Linked DNA regions of Homo sapiens: region 2 is linked to region 1. The links are chromatin loops, found by intact Hi-C in ENCODE. Cell type or tissue: prostate gland. All regions are shown on one strand. Links, peaks and the distances in the headings refer to the core of each region. The heading gives the core; the rest is flanking DNA. Region 1 has its middle 190 kb from the start of BRINP1. Region 2 overlaps LOC105376253 (a long non-coding RNA gene).

Region 1 (8,335 bases), core at 128-8,127:
TCTGTCTCAAAAAAAAAAAAATGGATATTTCTGGATGGGGAGCATGTAACTACCTCCCTGGGCCCCCATTTCTCATCTTTTGCAGTGGATACCACCTGAAGCAGCTACCAAGTTCTCTACACCTCTCTCACTTTGGGAATGACCTCGGTACACAGAGGTGGAATGCTGGTGGCCATGCTTGGCCCTAGCCCCAAGCCATAGCTACTGGCCCAGAAGTACACCTTGTATATAAGCCAGGCCATTCAGAGTTTTTCCCTGGGATTTTCTTATCAGAACTAAAGGGAGAGAAAGGAAGAGTCTCAGTCTCTCTCAGGTGGTAGTCATGAAATATGAGTGGTAGGAACCACGGCCCTATAGAGGAAGCCAGCAGTTTATCTAATGGAACTGGCATGCAGAAATGAAAGACATAAAGAAAGGTGCAATTCTGTTAAGTGAAGTCCCAGATTCCAAGTGTCCCTACAACCCAGATATACCCTTTACACAAGGCTTGCAAAATGCTCCAGTGTTTTCTGGTGGAAGAATATCTTCTTGCTTAAGGTAATATTTTGCCTAAGGATTTCTCTCCATTGGGTTGAACTGGATGATCATTAAGGCTTCTTCATCCCTTAATCATCTGTGGTTCTTAAATGTGGACTGAAATACCTACTGTACTTTTATCCTGGGATCCTAAGACTTAAGGACAGAAGAGATTCTCAAGACCCAGGATGATAAGCCACAGGGATAAAAATTTCTAATATATTTTTTCTATACACCTTCCTATGACTTATCCCCCACTCCTAAAGCTAGCAGTATTATTTATATATATGTATGTATAACAATTAAATAGCATTTCATATCTTACAGTGTTCTTTATCATATAGAAAATTTATAACACCCCTGCATGGAGGTGTCACTCTTTTTGCTACTGTTATAGAAACTGGTTTTTTGGTCTTTCCTGGCTTAAATCTCCAGTCTTCTCAGGGAGCCCAACCCTGGAAAAACCTATACCATCTCCACCACTCCTAGGTCAATCAAGTCTTACAGCAAGAGTTTTCAGTTCTGTGGTCCTGACATATCCTTTGCTCTTGAGTCAATGCATTAGTCTGTTCTTATACTGCTATAAAGAACTATCTGAGACTGGGTAATTTATGAATAAAAGAGGTTTAATTGACTCACAGTTTTGCAGACTATACAGGAAGCATGACTGGGAGGCCTCAGGAAACTTACAATCATGGCAGAAGGATGAAGGCGAAAGAAGGCACATCCACACACGGTGGCAGGAGAGAGAGCAAAGGAGGAAGTGCCACACACTTTTAAACCATCAGATCTTGTGAAACTCACTATCACGAGAACAGCAAGGGGAAAATCTGCCCCTATGATCCAATCACCTCCCACCAGGTTCCCCCTCCAACATTGGGAATTACAATTCAACATGATTTGGGTGGGGACACAGAGCCAAACCATATCAGTCAACAACGCCTATTGTAGGCTCACACTGTTAACGTATTCTTAAAATAGCCACTAGGGTCACCTGCAAGAAGCCCTGCAAATTGATTCACTTGAATGGTGTTTTCAGCACCCATAGCACTGGGGCCTAAGAATACGTGCCAGGGAGAATGTCAGAAATGCAAAATATAAGACTCCTAGCCCCAGCAGGTCACCACCTGGGTGGGAAGGAGGTCACTGACACAGATAGCGGCAACCTTCTAGGGATTATGTTATGATCCAGGCAGGTGCTACATTATCCAAGGAAAGAGAACAGCAAACCCACTCCATGAGTTCTGAGAAGGCTTTCCAGGAAACAGCACAGCTGAGTCTTGAATCATCTCAGCCACTTCGCAGTTCTGTAACTTTGGGCAAGTAACCTTATCTCTGGCATGTTAGTCTTCTCTGTAAAATGGAAATAATAATTGTGCTCCCTCATAGGCTTGTTGTGTGTATTAAATGAATTAATGCGTGTAAGGTACTTAAAACAGTGATGGGCACACAGTTAGTATTTAACACCCATTAGCCATTGTCATCATCATTATCATCATCATTAAAAAGTAAGAGTTTATCACAGAGGCAGGCAGGGTAGGATGTCAGTCAGAGGGAATGACAGGGCTGTGTAAAAGCATGTTATACTTGGAGTTTGGCAAATTGCGCCAGCTTGCTGCAAAGTCAAGTGTGTAGGGATCTTAGGAGCTGATTCTCCAGGTATCACCAAACTTTTTCAATAGAGAGTCAGATAGTAAATATTTTAGGTTTTGTGGGCCAAGGGCCAGCGTCCTTAACTTTTTAAGCAACTATTCTCTCCAAAAGTATAATGGTTTGTTTAGCACTTTATGTTTAAAAATGTCAAAACCATGTTTTTTGTTCATGGAACATATAGGTTGTGGGTTTTATTTGGTCCATGAGACACAGTCTGCTAACCCCTGCTGCAGAAAGCAACTAGGAGCTGGGCTGTTAAAGACAGCATAGGCCTTGCTAAGGAGGATGAGCTTCTCTAGGCAGGGGAAAGGCAAAGGGTTTAAACGGAACTTCAAGATCAGATTCGCATGTGGCAAAGTAACATAGAGAGTGGATTGGGGTGAAGAGGGAGGGGCAAGCTTAAGCTAGCAGTCTAATTAGAAAATGACTATAATTGCAATGGAAGTGATATTTGTACAGAGGCAGTACTGATGAGGATGCTGAGAGATATTTAGGGGCAAAATTAACATAACTTGTCTGGATTTAGCCAGTAAGAGAGAAAACAGAACACTCAATGTATCTGCTTATGTAAAGACAGATAGACCTCTACTTAGGGTAGAAGTGAGTGCCCCATCCCCAGAAGCATTCAAACAGAGCATAGATTCCCACCTGACAGGTATTCTGCAGACAGCAATGAATGGAAATAGAAGCAGATAAAGTATCTTCTAGCTCTGAAGGCCCACAGTGCTATGGCTCTGTGATCGTCTTTATCAATCTAACAGGCACAAACGATTTGTTTAGTCAATGAGGGATATAGACAAACTTCACCCCTCAATATGAATCACCTTAATTTTGCAGAAAGCTGTCTATTTTCTATAGTGCTCACATCCATTATCTCTCTGAGGAGCCTGGAACAGGACTCAGACCTGAAACACACTGGACAAACATGAGACGGTTATCATTATTTTAAAAATATGCTTCAGTTGAATATAAAAGTTCTTTACATTATTTCAAGTTTAGTGCAGTTATTCTGACTTGGGAACAGCAAATTATTCACTTCTATACCCCTATAATTTCTTGGACAATAGTTGGCACATTGCAATAGTACACAAATATTTGTTAAATCCTAGCAATCCAGCAGAAGCCAGCTTGGAAAGCATTTCCTCCACGTGGCCTTCCACCATGATGCTATAGAAAAGACCCGCTCGTGTCATCACTGGCTCCCACTGCAATGAGAACAGCATCATTGTTGATAATAACAGACACCTTTTTTTGGTATTCCTTGTGTGGCAGGTGAGGTGAGGGTGAGGTTCCTTACAGACATTCTGCACTAAGCCTCGCAAGGACCTAATGTGTTTCTCTTTTCTTTTCTTTTCTTTCTCTCTCTCTCTTTCTCTCTTCCTTTCTTTCCTTCTTTCTTTTTTTGTCTGAGAGAGGGTCTCACTCTGTCACCCAGGCTGAAGTGCAGTGACATGATCACAGCTCACTGCAGCCTTGGCCTCCTGGACTTAAGCAATCCTCCCACCTCAGCCTCCCAAGACTACAGGTACACCACCTGGGACTACAGGTTAATGTTTTTTGTTGTTGTTGTCGTTTTGGTTTTTTCTTTTCTTTTCTTTTCTTTCTTTTTTTTTTTTTTTTTTTTGAGATGGCATCTCCCTCTGTGGCCCAGGCTGGAGTGCAATGGCACAATCTCGGCTCACTGCCACCTCCGCCTCCCAGGTTCAAGCAATTCTCCTGCCTCAGCCTCCCAAGTAGCTAAGATTACAGGTGCCCACCACCACACCCAGCTAATCTTTGTATTTTTAGTAGAGACAGGGTTTCACCATGCTGGCCAGGCTGGTCTCAAACTCCTGACCTCAGGTGACCTGCCTGCCTTGGCCTCCCAAACTTCTGGAATTACAGGTGTACACCACCACTCCTGGTTAAGGACCTAATGGGATAGATGCCATTGCACTGCCCATTTTACGGATGATAAAGTTGCAGCCCAAAGAAGTGAAAGGCTAATTTTATTTTATTTATTTTTTAAAGACGAGGTCTTGCTATGTTGCCCAAGCTGGACTTGAACTCTTGGTCTCCTGTGATCTTCCCACTTCAGCCTTCAGAGTAGCTGGGATTACAGGCACCTGCCACCACACCCAGCTCACACAGGCTAATTATTGAATAACCCCTGCTTTTCCAGCAGACACAATGAGGGCATTTTTGTATCTGTTTATTCAAGGAGGGAGACATTGGGGCTGTTAGGTGTGCCTGGACTGGTAATAAGGTCTTTTATCATAACCCTCCCAAAGTCTCAGGGCGGCTGTGGCCAACACGCGTCTCCAGGCCCACAGGCTCTGAGGCGGAAACCACAGTTCCAGGTCCCCAGGCTCCAGCCGCCAATGCGGCTACCGACCAGCAGAGGGCAGCTGCGGGAAGCCGTCCAAAGGCGGCCTCCACCCCCATTAGTGCCAATTAAGCCGCGAGATGCAAGAGGCGAGCGCGTGGTGAAAGAAAACACATCTACTTCTGGGTTGAGCTAGGCTGGGTGATCTGCTGGGAGGGACGTTGACCTGCTTCCAAAAAGCCGGCTGGATGGTGCCGTGGTGGCTGCCTGCAAAGGAACACCGGCCTATGGGAACCAGACCCTGGGGCTTCCCGCGAGCTTCTCTTCCTCCAGCCAGCAAAACAGGAAAAGCCTGGCCCAGGGACGGAGGGAGATGTTGTGGAGCAGACGGACTGGCTGGAGCCAAAGGGCAGCCTCTTTGGAGCAGAAAAACAAACCCAGACATATCAAGAGATGCACAGGATGTCCCCAAAGCGCGTGCTCACGAAACAGGGTGAAACACACACACATTCAGAGTGAGCAACAGTCCCAGCCTGACTGATAAAATCCGGACAATCTCAAGCAAATCGCGATGGTTGGTTACTTGTCAGCTGAATACACATGCAGGCTGTGTACATCCACAGGCACAAGTGTATAGATGTAGCACAAATGCCCCCTGTCCCCCCGCCACCGCCACCAAATAAATGCAAATGTTTACCCACTCAGGCATAGGCACATTGAGACTGGAGGCTGCACTGGTTTGAATTCAGAAGGTCTAAATTCCAGTCCCAGCTTTGCCCCAAATCTGTGCCACCTCGAACAAGTTACCAAACCATTTTGGTTCTCAGTTTCCTCATTTGTAAAATGGAGGAGTCAAGCCCGTCAGGTTTCTTAAAATTATACAGCTTTAAAGCATTAAGTTCTCCAAGGAAGCCTGGGACTGCTTCTTATTTCTTCACCAAATCTCTAACCTTAGGGGAGGAACCAGCAAGATGGCCCAGTCCAAGTCCCTGGCCCCAAACCATTTCATGCAACAGCTCTATGGATGTTCTTATCTATCTGACAACCTGGAAATCTTTAAGTCAGCGCGTGTATGATCGTCTCCCTGTGAACACGATCGTACTGAATATGCAATTTCTTTTTCTGTCCTCCTTCTTCACTTAACTTTAGTACAGAGCATAAGAATTTCACAAACATGTTTTTAAATGGCCATGAAATGTTTCCTTAAATGGATAACTGTACCCCTCAGTTCGCTTTTTCTTGCGCGCCTCCCCATGTCCACCCCACACCCTGCGTTAGCTACTATAAATAATACTCCACAAAAAAAAAAAAAAATCTTCATGCATGTATCTTTTTTCTATTTTTGGATTTTTTTCTTTAGAAAAAAAATCCCAGAAATTAAATTACTAAAATTATATCTTATTTTAAGAGTCTTCATGCATATTGCCAAATTGTTTTCCAGAACGGTCGCCCTAGTTGACATGTCTACCAGCAATGCGTGAGATTCTTTATATCATCCCATTCTCAAAAGCATTGACATCCTCTTGTTTTTGTTTAAACTTTGCTAATTCAATAGGCAAAAAATGTTATCTCATGGTTTTAATAAGCCTTTCTTTGATTATTAGAGAGAGTGAACGTTTTTTTTTCTTGTGTTTGTTAACCAGTTGCATGTATTTCCTCTTTTGAGAATTGTCTGTTCTTGCCCTCTGCTCACTTATCTACTGGGTCTTAGTGAATTTAATTGATTTGCATGCGCTCTTTACATAATAAAGATAGTAATCCTTTGTCATATTGGCTGTGGGTATTTTTCCAGTTTGCTTTATGTATTTTCCTTTGTGATTTCTTCTATCACTTCTAAGCTTATACAGCCACCCCATCCTCCAGAGACTTGATAAATATTCATTTCTAATTCCTAGTATTTTTTTCTCCTGGGATGATTTGATTCTATAAGCTTAAGATTCCATGAGACCACAAATCTATGATTTTGTGCTTCCAAGATGAGTACTTCTAGCTCCTGATTTTCTTTCAAGGCATAGAATCCCTAATTTATTTCATATTTCCTTTTTACACGTCCCCACCCTTTGGATTATAAACTCCACGAAGGCAGGGACTGGGTCTGCCTCATTCCACCTGTATCCTAGGGGCCCAGCACAGTGCCAGGCACATAATAGGAGCACACTAAATGTCTACTGCTTGCTTATCTTCCTGATCTGTTTCAAGCTCTCAAGAATGCCCCAGTTCTGGCCCCACATCCAAGCATGCAGCATGGGTCGTCAGATGCATGATGTGACAGCATCTGGGGAAGCAGGAGGGCATTACCAGAAGAGAAGATAGCAATAGTTGAATTAAAAAGTGTGAAGGAACATGGCATGTAGAAAACAATATTGAGTCTAACATGCCAAGAGTGCAGGATGTGTGTGCTTGTGATAGGAGATACAGCTGAAAATGGAAGTTGGACCCAACTGGTGAAGGTTTCCGAGACAGTTTTGGAATTTCAGCCACAAAAATTCCATTCTCCACAGTACAGCCAGAGTGATCTTTTTAAAAGGTAAATCTGATCATGTCATTTTCCTGCCTCACATCTGGCAAAAGCTTCCCTTTGCAGGTAGGACACAGTTGAGAATCTTATTATAGTCTCCAGGGTCCTAGCTTTCCCATTCACCATGCCTCTTGCCACTCTCCCTTTGCTCACATCACAATTCCTTGCTATCCTTCGGCTCTGCCAGGCCTATCCTGTAACCAAGCTTCTGTGACTGCAGATTTTTTCCCATTAACCCTCTCATCCCGGGGCTACACATGTCTGCTGCTTCTCTTATTAGAATAGAGTTCAAACACACAAGACTTCCCACTTACCTATCACTCTTCTCTTTCTCCTTGCTTTACTATCTTCATCCAGTGTATCACTATCTAAAGGCATCTTCTTTGTCTATCTACCTGTTTATTTTTTCTGTCTTCTTCTTGAATGCAAACCTCAGGAGGGCAGAGGCCTTCCCTGTTTTATTTACTGCTACAGTTCCATCACCTACAACAGTGCCTGGCAGGCATAGTAGGAGATGGCTAAATTTTGCTTGAATGCATCAGATAAACTCATGGGCAGCTGGAGCCACAGGGAAAGGGGGTTGTGAGTAGGATGGTGTGTCTGTTTCAGAGATAATTCTGCTGGCATGGTGGAGAATGGTTTGGAGCTAGAGAAACCAGGGACAGGAAGAAGGAATAATGTTACCCATAAATGGTTGATAACCAGAAACTTTTCTGAGAAGAGGATTTGATCCAGGGAGAGCTAGAGATGGAAGAATGTTGTGTACTGGGTACTGGAAAGGGTTTTTAAAAACGTGCAGAGTTAGCAATGTGCTGGCAACCAACCCAAAAAATCCGTAATTGTAACAAACAATTATACGGTGTTTTAGCCCCCTTAAGGCTTTGACACTATCTCAGGATATCCTCACCATCACGATTCAAAGTAGGCAAGGTATAGGCTGCTATCTTCATTTTACAGATGAGAAAACTGAGGTCCTGGAAAATTAACCCAGGGTCACACAGCTTGTGAGCAGTGGATGTACAAAGAAACTGAGGTTCTGATGCTCAGCCCTGCCTGAGCTCTGCCTGGTGTCACAATTTTCCCACAGTAGCTGCCCTCCATGGAATGCTGCTGTGGGTAAAATCATATTTTAGGGTTAATGATCCAGATGAATAATGTTCCCCTGCCTTTGGGCCAGGCAGCACAAGAGAACTGCAGTGTCACTTTCTTCCTTAAGAGAGTTAAAATATCACAAGTCAGAGTGGAGGCCATTTACCCCCACATTAACAGCAAATGCCATTTGTTCCCAATGATATCTCCACATCTGACTTTCGTTTCCCTCCCCCGTGGCTGAAATTACAACA
Region 2 (8,335 bases), core at 201-8,200, 790 kb after region 1:
AGTCAGAGTCTGTTTTGAATCATAAGTTATGTGGTTGTACATCCAGGTTGCCTAAGCAGGTGACTCATCACCATCACTGCCGGAAGCAAATCCCAAATCCTTCTCAGTCAAGTCTGGAAAAAGACAAATACTCATCCTCCCAGGACTCCATGTAGGGAAAAAGTAGGGAAACCCGCTGCTTAGATTATTCCCCTGCCCTTGCTGTCTTTCCAGAGGGTTGGGCCCATCCAGAGATGGGGAGTGGACCAGGAGTCAACAGTAGGTTTAATTGCTAGACCCTTTCTAAAGATGAAGAATCTAAAGCACAGAGAGATTAAGTAACTTGTTCACAATCAGCTGTCTAGTAAGCTGAGAAAAATAAAATTTGAATTCAGGTCCATCTGACCTCCCCGCCCCCACCCCGCCCGAAAGCTTTGTTGTTTATTCAACAAGTATTTAAATGTTTACTATGGGTCTGCCTTTATATTGGATTATAAGACTCTAAATGTTTTTATATGACTTCAATTTAAAGGAGACACTGGCATGTATTCAGACAATTAGATATAGCAGCATAGGTGTTTACAGATCAGAAAGCCTGGTAATAACAACAAACCCTGCCTTGTTAGCCAGGAAGGTTTTCCATAGAAATGGACATCTAAACTGAATCATTAGATTAGACAGAAATTATCCAGGTAAAGAGGTTAATAAAGTCATTCCAAGGAGAGGAAACAGCTTGGACAAAGGCAAATATTTAAGAGAAATCACAGAGTACATGAGAAACCACCAGGAATGGGTGAGTCTGGAGAGTATGGAGAACTGGGGGCTATAATTTTTCAATTGTCCAGATTCAAACAAAACAATCTCCATTTTTCAGACAACAAAACACAAGAACACTCTATGTCACTCACAAGCAACAGTGTATGAGAGTCAAGGAAAGCCTGAGTTTGGCTGCAGTAACAAACAAGGGTTCATTTCTCCCATGCACTACGTGTTTGCTACCGGTTGGCTGTAGCTCTGCTCCACCTTGTCTCCCCTCCAGGTCCCAGGCTGATGGAGCAGCCTCTGTCTATTTGGGACATTGTCAGTCACAATAGCAAAGATGAGGGAAGACCAAACCACATGCTGGCTCCTACAGTTTCTGCTTAGAAGTGGGGCATGTCACTTCTCTCCATTTTTCTTTGGTGAGAGGAAGTCATGTGACCAAGTCTGATTAAAACCAGGGCAGAGCAGGGAGGAGCAGCAAATATGCATGGGTTACGATGGCACCTACCACAGTGAGCCAGAATTTGGGGATGCACTGAAAGTCTGCACTTCATGTAACCACCAAAGCTCACACAGGATTTGATTTTTTTGGTTCCCGGAGGCATGAAATCATCAAAGGGAGGGAAAAGTTGAGTCCATGACATGGCATCAGCTGGACCATGGCTGTGCAAGCAGCATCCCTCCCAGGGTCTCTTCATAATAAACGAATAATAAACATTCTACTAAAATCTTTAAACGGATAGAGGAGTTTAATTATAATAATTTAATTTCAGAAGCAAAAGCTGCTTTTATACAATTACACTGAGGCAACTTTTAATTAACTTTGGAAACTTTCTTTTGCTTAGAAAATCTAATTAAAAATATGGAACTATTAACATCACACAAGATTCAGGAGGGGGCAGAAATAATATTGGGAAGGTATGGAAAAGAGACATAGAAAAGATGCCTTTAGGGAGTTAGGGTCACCTAAGTTTCCCAAAGCATTCAATAGTTCCTGTCCCTCCCTAAGCTCTTGGAACGCCAAGGAAAGTTTTTGCCAACAGTTGCTCTGTGGATTCCTGTAAGCAATGGGATGTGATGAGAGTCCTGCCTTTTCTTTCTTCTGTGTTCAGGACGCACCCATCTCTGATGTAGGGAATATGGGGCGGGGAGGGGGATTAGATTTGAGGGTCAGAGGAAATTTCAGAAAGTGAAATGACACTATAAATTAGCCCCTCCTCAGAGGGGACAGCAGGGGAGAGTCTGCTTACTTTGCAACTTACCTACTCCTAACGTGTGCCCAGGGGATAACAGCATGATCTCAACCACAGTGGTCCACGCTCCAGCAGAATCACCAGGGAGCTCTTCAGAAATACAACACTGAGGGCCGGACGCGGTGGCTCACGCCTATAATCTCAGCACTTTGGGAGGCCAAGGCGGGCAGATCACGAGGTCAAGAGATGGAGACCATCCTAGCCAACATCATGAAACCCCGTCTCTACTAAGAATACAAAAATTAGCTGGGCGTGGTGGCACACGCCTGTAGTCCCAGCTACTCGGGAGGCTGAGGCAGGAGAATCGCTTGAACCTAGGAAGCGGAGGTTGCAGTGAGCTGAGATCGCGCCACTGCACTCCAGCCTGGTGACAGAGCGAGACTCCATCTCAAAAAAAAAAAGAAAAGAAAAGAAATACAACACTGATTCTTGGGCCTTGCCCTAGATCCACTGAGTCTGAACAGGCATTTGTTATTTGTTTGGGAGGATATTTTTTAACTTTTAAGTTCAGGGGTACATGTGCAGGTTTGTTATATGGATCAACTCGTGTCACAGTGGTTTTTTGTACAGATCATTTCATCACCCAGGTATTAAGCCCAGTACCCATTGGTTATTTTTCCTGATCCTCTCCTTCCTCCTACCCTCCACCCTCCCATAGGCCCCAGTGCGTGTTGTTCCCCTCTATGTATCCATGTGTTCTCATCATTTAGCTCTCACCTGTAAGTGAGAACATACGGTATTTGGTTTTCTGTTCCTGCATTAGTTTGCTAAGGATAATGGTCTCCAGCTCCAACTATGTTCCCACAAAGGACATGATCTCATTCCTTTTTATGTCTACATAGTATTCCATGGTGTATATGTACCACATTTTTTTAATCCAATCTATCATTAATGGGCATTTAGATTGATTTCATCTCTTTGCTATTGTGAACAGTGCTGCAATGAACATACGCATGCATGTGTCTTTATGGTAGAACAATTTATATTCCTTTGGGTATATGCCCAGTGATATATATGGTTTGGTTCTGTGTCCCCACCCAAATCTCATGTCAAATTATAATTTCCAGTGTTGGAGATAGGGCCTGGTGGGAGGTGATTGGATCATGGAGGTGGATTTCTCATGAATGGTTTACCACCATCCCCTTTGTGCTATTCTCACGATCGTGACTGGGTTCTTGTGAGATCTGGTTATTTAAAAGTGTGTGGCACCTCCCCCCTCACTCTCTCTTGCCCTTGTTTCCCTCTATGTGAGATGCCTCACTCCCACTTTACCTTCCACCATGACTATAAGTTTCCTGAGTCCTCTTCAGAAGCTGAGCAGATGCCAGCACCATGCTTCCTGTACAGGCTGCAGAACCATAAGCCAGTTAAACCTCTTTTCCTTATAAACTACCCAGCCTCAGGTATTTCTTTATAGCAATGCAAGAACAGACTAATACACCCAGTAATGGGATTGCTGTGTCAAATGGTAATTCTGTTTTTAGCTCTTTGAGGAATCGCCACACTGCTATCCACAATGGTTGAACTAATTTACACTCCCACCAACAGTGTATAAGTGTTCCTTTTTCTCTGGAACCTCACCAGCCTCTGTTTTTTTGAACTTGATGCCCAGGTGTTGGCTATACACGCTAAAGTCTGAGAAGCCCCGGGCGAGGTCACAGTCATCTCCAAGTATGATCTGCCAACAACCTGCTTCAGAAGTCCTTGGGGCGTTGTCTAGAAAGCAGATCTCCAGGCCCTACCCCAAGCCTAGTGAAACAGAACCCCTGGAGGTGGGGCTCAGGGACCCATATTTCATACAAGATCTCCCAAGAGATTCTGGTATGCACTAGAGTTTGGGACAACTGACATCTTCCAAGAAACTCCCTGCTTGAGGTCAGGAAGCCTGACTGGCTGGGGAGTCCCTCAACTTCTTCTCGGCCTCAGTTTCCACAAGAGAAAAGCACCCATTCTAGGAAGCTTACTGAGTGTCCACTGAGAAAGTGGATGGGAACTGCTGTGTAAATGACAGCTGATTATGTAAATCTGAGTGTTCTTTGCTGAAGGTGACATTGTCATCCCAGGCTGGTTCCACTGAAATCAGAGAGACATTGGGGGTTAGGAGAGCCATTTGGGGGGTTAGTAGACCAAGATTCTAACCTGAATTCACCACCAACTTACTACAAGGCCTTCAGCAAATTAGACTACCCTGTCTGGTCTCAGTTTCTCAACTTTCTCACCACCAAGCAATAAAGTTGTAAAATGTGCAGGATAATCTAACCAAACTTTGAGACCTCCTAGGGCCCTGGAATCTGTCATTTGCCCTCTAGGTGGAAACCATCTTCCCAGATGAAGACAGAGGCAGAGGGGTCTCTGACAAGAATGGCTTCAAGCCTACTGGGGGGCTTTAGGAAGAAGGGGCTCTGTCCGCTGCATGTTACAGACATGTGTTTACAAATCAGTCCCTGGCATTCTTGGATTCTTCTGAAACTCTAAAAACAAAACCAAAAGGAAAACAAACAAAATTGATTCTCAAGTGGCTCAGAATCCCCCAGCCCACCTGGCCTTGTGCTTGCCCACCAAGGATTCCAAATATAACCAGCTGACCCAGATTCCTGAGCCAAAGGGCCTCCATTGGAGTTGCATAGGGCAGAGCAGTCGGGAGGAACTTTAATGTTACACTGACCCCCTGTGGAAGTCAGAGGCAGCAGCCGCTGCTCGCACCTCCAGCAGCCCCTCTCCCCTCCCCCCATTCTCCCAACCGAGCACCCCTGACAGCAGCCCCCGACCCTCTGAAGGAGGGCCACCCACCAGCTGCCGCCTCTGAGGCAGAGACCACTGGCCGAATGCGAATGCATCCTGGGGAACCCCCGCCAAAGTCAGACAGAGGACAAAGAGAGGTGGTAGGTATGTCCTCCATTCCAGCTCGCTGCCACCCACCAGCGCACCGTCTCCTGCATGGACGTCGCTACCACCTTCTCAGTGGCCTCCCAGCCCCCTCATTCATCCTCCTTTGGGGCGAGGCCTCTTTCCTGCTCAAATGCCTTCGACAGCTTTCTGTAGCCTAGGGATTAAGTTCAATCCTCGGTCTGGCTTCCAGAGGTCACCAGGATCTAGTCCCAACCTAACTCTTGAGCCTCCTTGCCCAGGCTCTGAGAGGCCAGGAGCACCCAGTTCTTCTCTCATCCCAGTTTCCCACCTCAGGCTGCCCCTCTCCCTCCTGACACCTCCCTGCCTGCCCCTGTCTCCTCTTTCCAGTCCCTCCCAGACTTCGAAGCACAGCAGAAATGCTGCCTCCCGGAGACACCTTCCCTGGTCACTCAAGCTCTTTACAGTAGCAGGAGGTCAGAGGCCAGCTTTGCACCAGCTCCTCCTGCCTCTTGCCAGATGTGCTACAAGTCACTTCCACTCTCAGAGCATCAGTTCTCTCAGACGGAGATGGAAATAATAACCCCAGCCCAGCCTAGCTCAGGGGACGGGTACTGAGATGTCACAAGATAATGGAGAGCTCTGAAAATGGTTAAGTATATGCCTACATTACCTTATGTTACAATGGTTTGTACCATGGTGGGTTTTGGGGTTTTTTTTGGTTTTTTTTTTTGGTTTTTTGTGTTTTTTTTTTTTGTTTTTTGAGATGGAGTTTGCTCTGTCACCCAGGCTGGAGTGCAGTGGTGCACTCTTGGCTCACTGCAACATCTGCCTCCTGAGTTCAAGCAATTCTCCTGCCTCAGCCTCCCAAGTAGCTGGGGCTACAGGCACGTGCTGCCACACCCAGCTAATTTTTGTATTTTTAGTAGAGATGGGGTTTCACGATGTTGGCCAGGCTGGTCTCAAACTCCTGACTTTAGGTGATCCACCACCCTCGGCCTCCCAAAGTGCTGGGATTATAGGCATGAGCCACCATGCCCGGCCTTGTACCTCATTTTGCCTTGCATCAGGTAGGGATTTTGTTTCACACACTAACCTCAGATAACTGAGAGTGGCCACTGGAGCCAGTGAACGGCAGGGTCAGGCCTGGGACCCTGAGGTCCAACTCTGTGTTAGATGCTGGAGACACCAAGATGTCCGCAAAGAGCCCTCCATCAGTGAAGGAGACAGATTCATGAGGATTACAATTCAGGTTGATAAGGGCTGGGACAGAGGTAGACAGGCACCTAGCAGGGCCCTGGACCCGGTCTCTGGTGTTAGGAAAGGCTTCTGGAGGAGGTGATATCTGAACTGGGACCTGAAGGACCAGGGTGTGTTAGCCAAGAGAAGAGCATGAGGATGGGCAGGAGAGCTACAGGTCTCTGCGTGCAATGACCCCAATGCGGGGACACCTTAAGAGTGCAGTGTGGCCAGCAACGCAGTGGGGGCCTGATCATGCAAAAGACTCCAAACATGAGCACAGTGGGCCCTCTGCCAGCTTCTGAAGAAGAAAATGACATGGCCAGATTATTATCTGAGAAGCATTCCTCTGACTTCAAGATGCAGAGCAAATGTGTGACTGGGGACAGGGGGGAGCCAGAGAGAGTGTGAGGCAGTCATTCCAGCCAACAAATTCCCCATCTTTGGGCTCCGATCAGCAAAGGAAAGCCCCACTTAATGCTGCAAGGGGAAAGGCCTGTAGAAATAAGGGAACCACAAATACACTCAGATTCACAGGACCCAAGAGGACCTTAAACATGGTCCCTTCCAAATCCAGCTCCCAGCACCTGACTTCTGTCTTCATCCTTCAGCCTCTGCGTGCCGTCATCCCCGATCAGGGAACTTGTTACCTGCCCAAACAAAGCATTTCCCAAGGAGAAATGTGCCCCAAAGCATATGGGGATGATGGAGACGTGCTGAAAAAAAAGGCATTCTCTGAACCATGAGCCAAGACACGTGGGAGTCATTAGTGCGCAGAGCCCAGAATGGTGAGCGCATGTCCCTCACTCGACCTCTGCCCCATTCTGCCTGGTTATGCCACATTCCCCTGAGACCTGCAGGCATGAGATGTCAGTGGGAAGGAAGAATAAAACCCGCCAGCATGAGGCCCCAGGCCAATGGCCATGGCACTCACAGGTGAGTTGGGCCGGAGGACACAGAATCCTGTCGATGAGAATGAGCTTCCGGAAAGGGGAGGTGGCATCAGCATCCTCAAAGGTGAGTTTCAGAAAAGTCCTTCCGATGTGAGGAGGAGGATGAGTGGGAGGAAATAAACCAGCTGTATGACACCAGGGAGTATTTACTGTGTACCAGGCCATGCCCTCAACACGTTGCACGTTTATTAGCTCACTTCCTCCTCACCAGAAGCCAATGAAGCAGGTACTTCTATAATCCCCATTTTCCAGATGAGGAAGCTGAGGCCCAGAGAGTTTAAGGAACTTGCCCAAGGCTACCCAAGAGTAGGTATGCAGAGTGAGTGGACAAGAGCCAGGCCAGCCTCAAGGAACAGAGCCAGAGCATGTCAGAGCCCCAGGGATGGGGCTGCTTGAGGGGTAGGCGGCTCTACCTTGTGAGGCTGAGCTGGAAAACAGGACCCAGCCAGAGTTTCCTGCTCTGCCATTCTGCAGCTAGATGAGCTCTGGCAATGAATGTCTCCTCTCAGTTTTCTCAGCTGCAAAATGGGCATGATGAGCCTCATCAGCCAGACCTCTCATGAGGATGAACAGGAGAAGGAATGCCCAGCCCAGAGTAGGGACCCACGAGGGCTCCTTCACTTCCCTCCCCTGCAGGCAGCTTGCTGAGCCCCATGGGCACACAACCAAATATCAGGAGCTGGCAGTCAAGAGCAACTCCCCTCCCCTGCCGCGTTTCCTGCCTCACAGCCTCATTCACTGCCCTTACCATGGAGGACACCATGGCCAGCATTTAGGAATCGCCCTGGGGTCTCGTTGTGTGAAGTGAAAGCGTGTTGTGGAGGACATTGTTCATCACAGCTGGGAGACGCCCCTCTCAGAGATCCAGGAGTGCCTCTCAGCCTCTCCCAGGAACAGCTGTGGCTCCTTTGGGCAACAGCAAACAAGTTGTAGATGCTCCTTTTACTCTTTGCTTTACCTACTAGGGAGCTCAGAGCCATGTATACACTGTGATCATCCAGCCCTACCAGTTTCCCAGTACCCACTGAAAGGAAACAATGTGGAGGTCTTTTCTACCAGTGCAGATGGCTTCCCAGCATACATTTTGGGGAACATATACTCCCTTGGGTACATCTTATGTTGCTATACTTGTTTACTCCTAGCCCCAATGACCTTATGCTTTTATTCCCCCAAAATAAAAATACACACATGCCATTTGAAATTCCACCCCCTCAAAGGTGAATGTTCATGTCAACATTTTGGTAGACATCCTTCTAGATGGGCATAAAATGAAAGTATAATTTTATAAAAACAACATCATAT

The links. Hi-C counts contacts between places; a loop is a spot of excess contacts. Peaks named below come from ENCODE experiments on the same cell type or tissue, not always from the same donor. Only the 100,000 strongest peaks of a DNase experiment are listed, where the experiment ranks them.
Region 2: it touches region 1 in a loop (3-fold over the local background); 50 of 110 quality-filtered maps call a loop at or near these places.

The regions. Positions count from the first base shown.
Region 1 is chr9:119,551,697-119,560,031 of GRCh38, forward strand. No RefSeq gene overlaps it. Among named protein-coding and RNA genes, the nearest start is that of BRINP1, 190 kb to the left of the region's middle. RefSeq lists enhancers at 4,212-4,732, 4,683-4,732. In prostate gland, for the core only: a CTCF peak has its summit at 4,550 (motif pointing right); a DNase peak (open chromatin) is centred at 4,755; H3K4me3 peaks cover 418 bases; H3K27ac peaks cover 1,043 bases.
Region 2 is chr9:120,344,393-120,352,727 of GRCh38, forward strand. All of the region lies in intron 2 of LOC105376253 (a long non-coding RNA gene), which reads right to left. Among named protein-coding and RNA genes, the nearest start is that of MIR147A, 100 kb to the left of the region's middle. In prostate gland, for the core only: a CTCF peak has its summit at 4,678 (motif pointing left); a DNase peak (open chromatin) is centred at 4,774.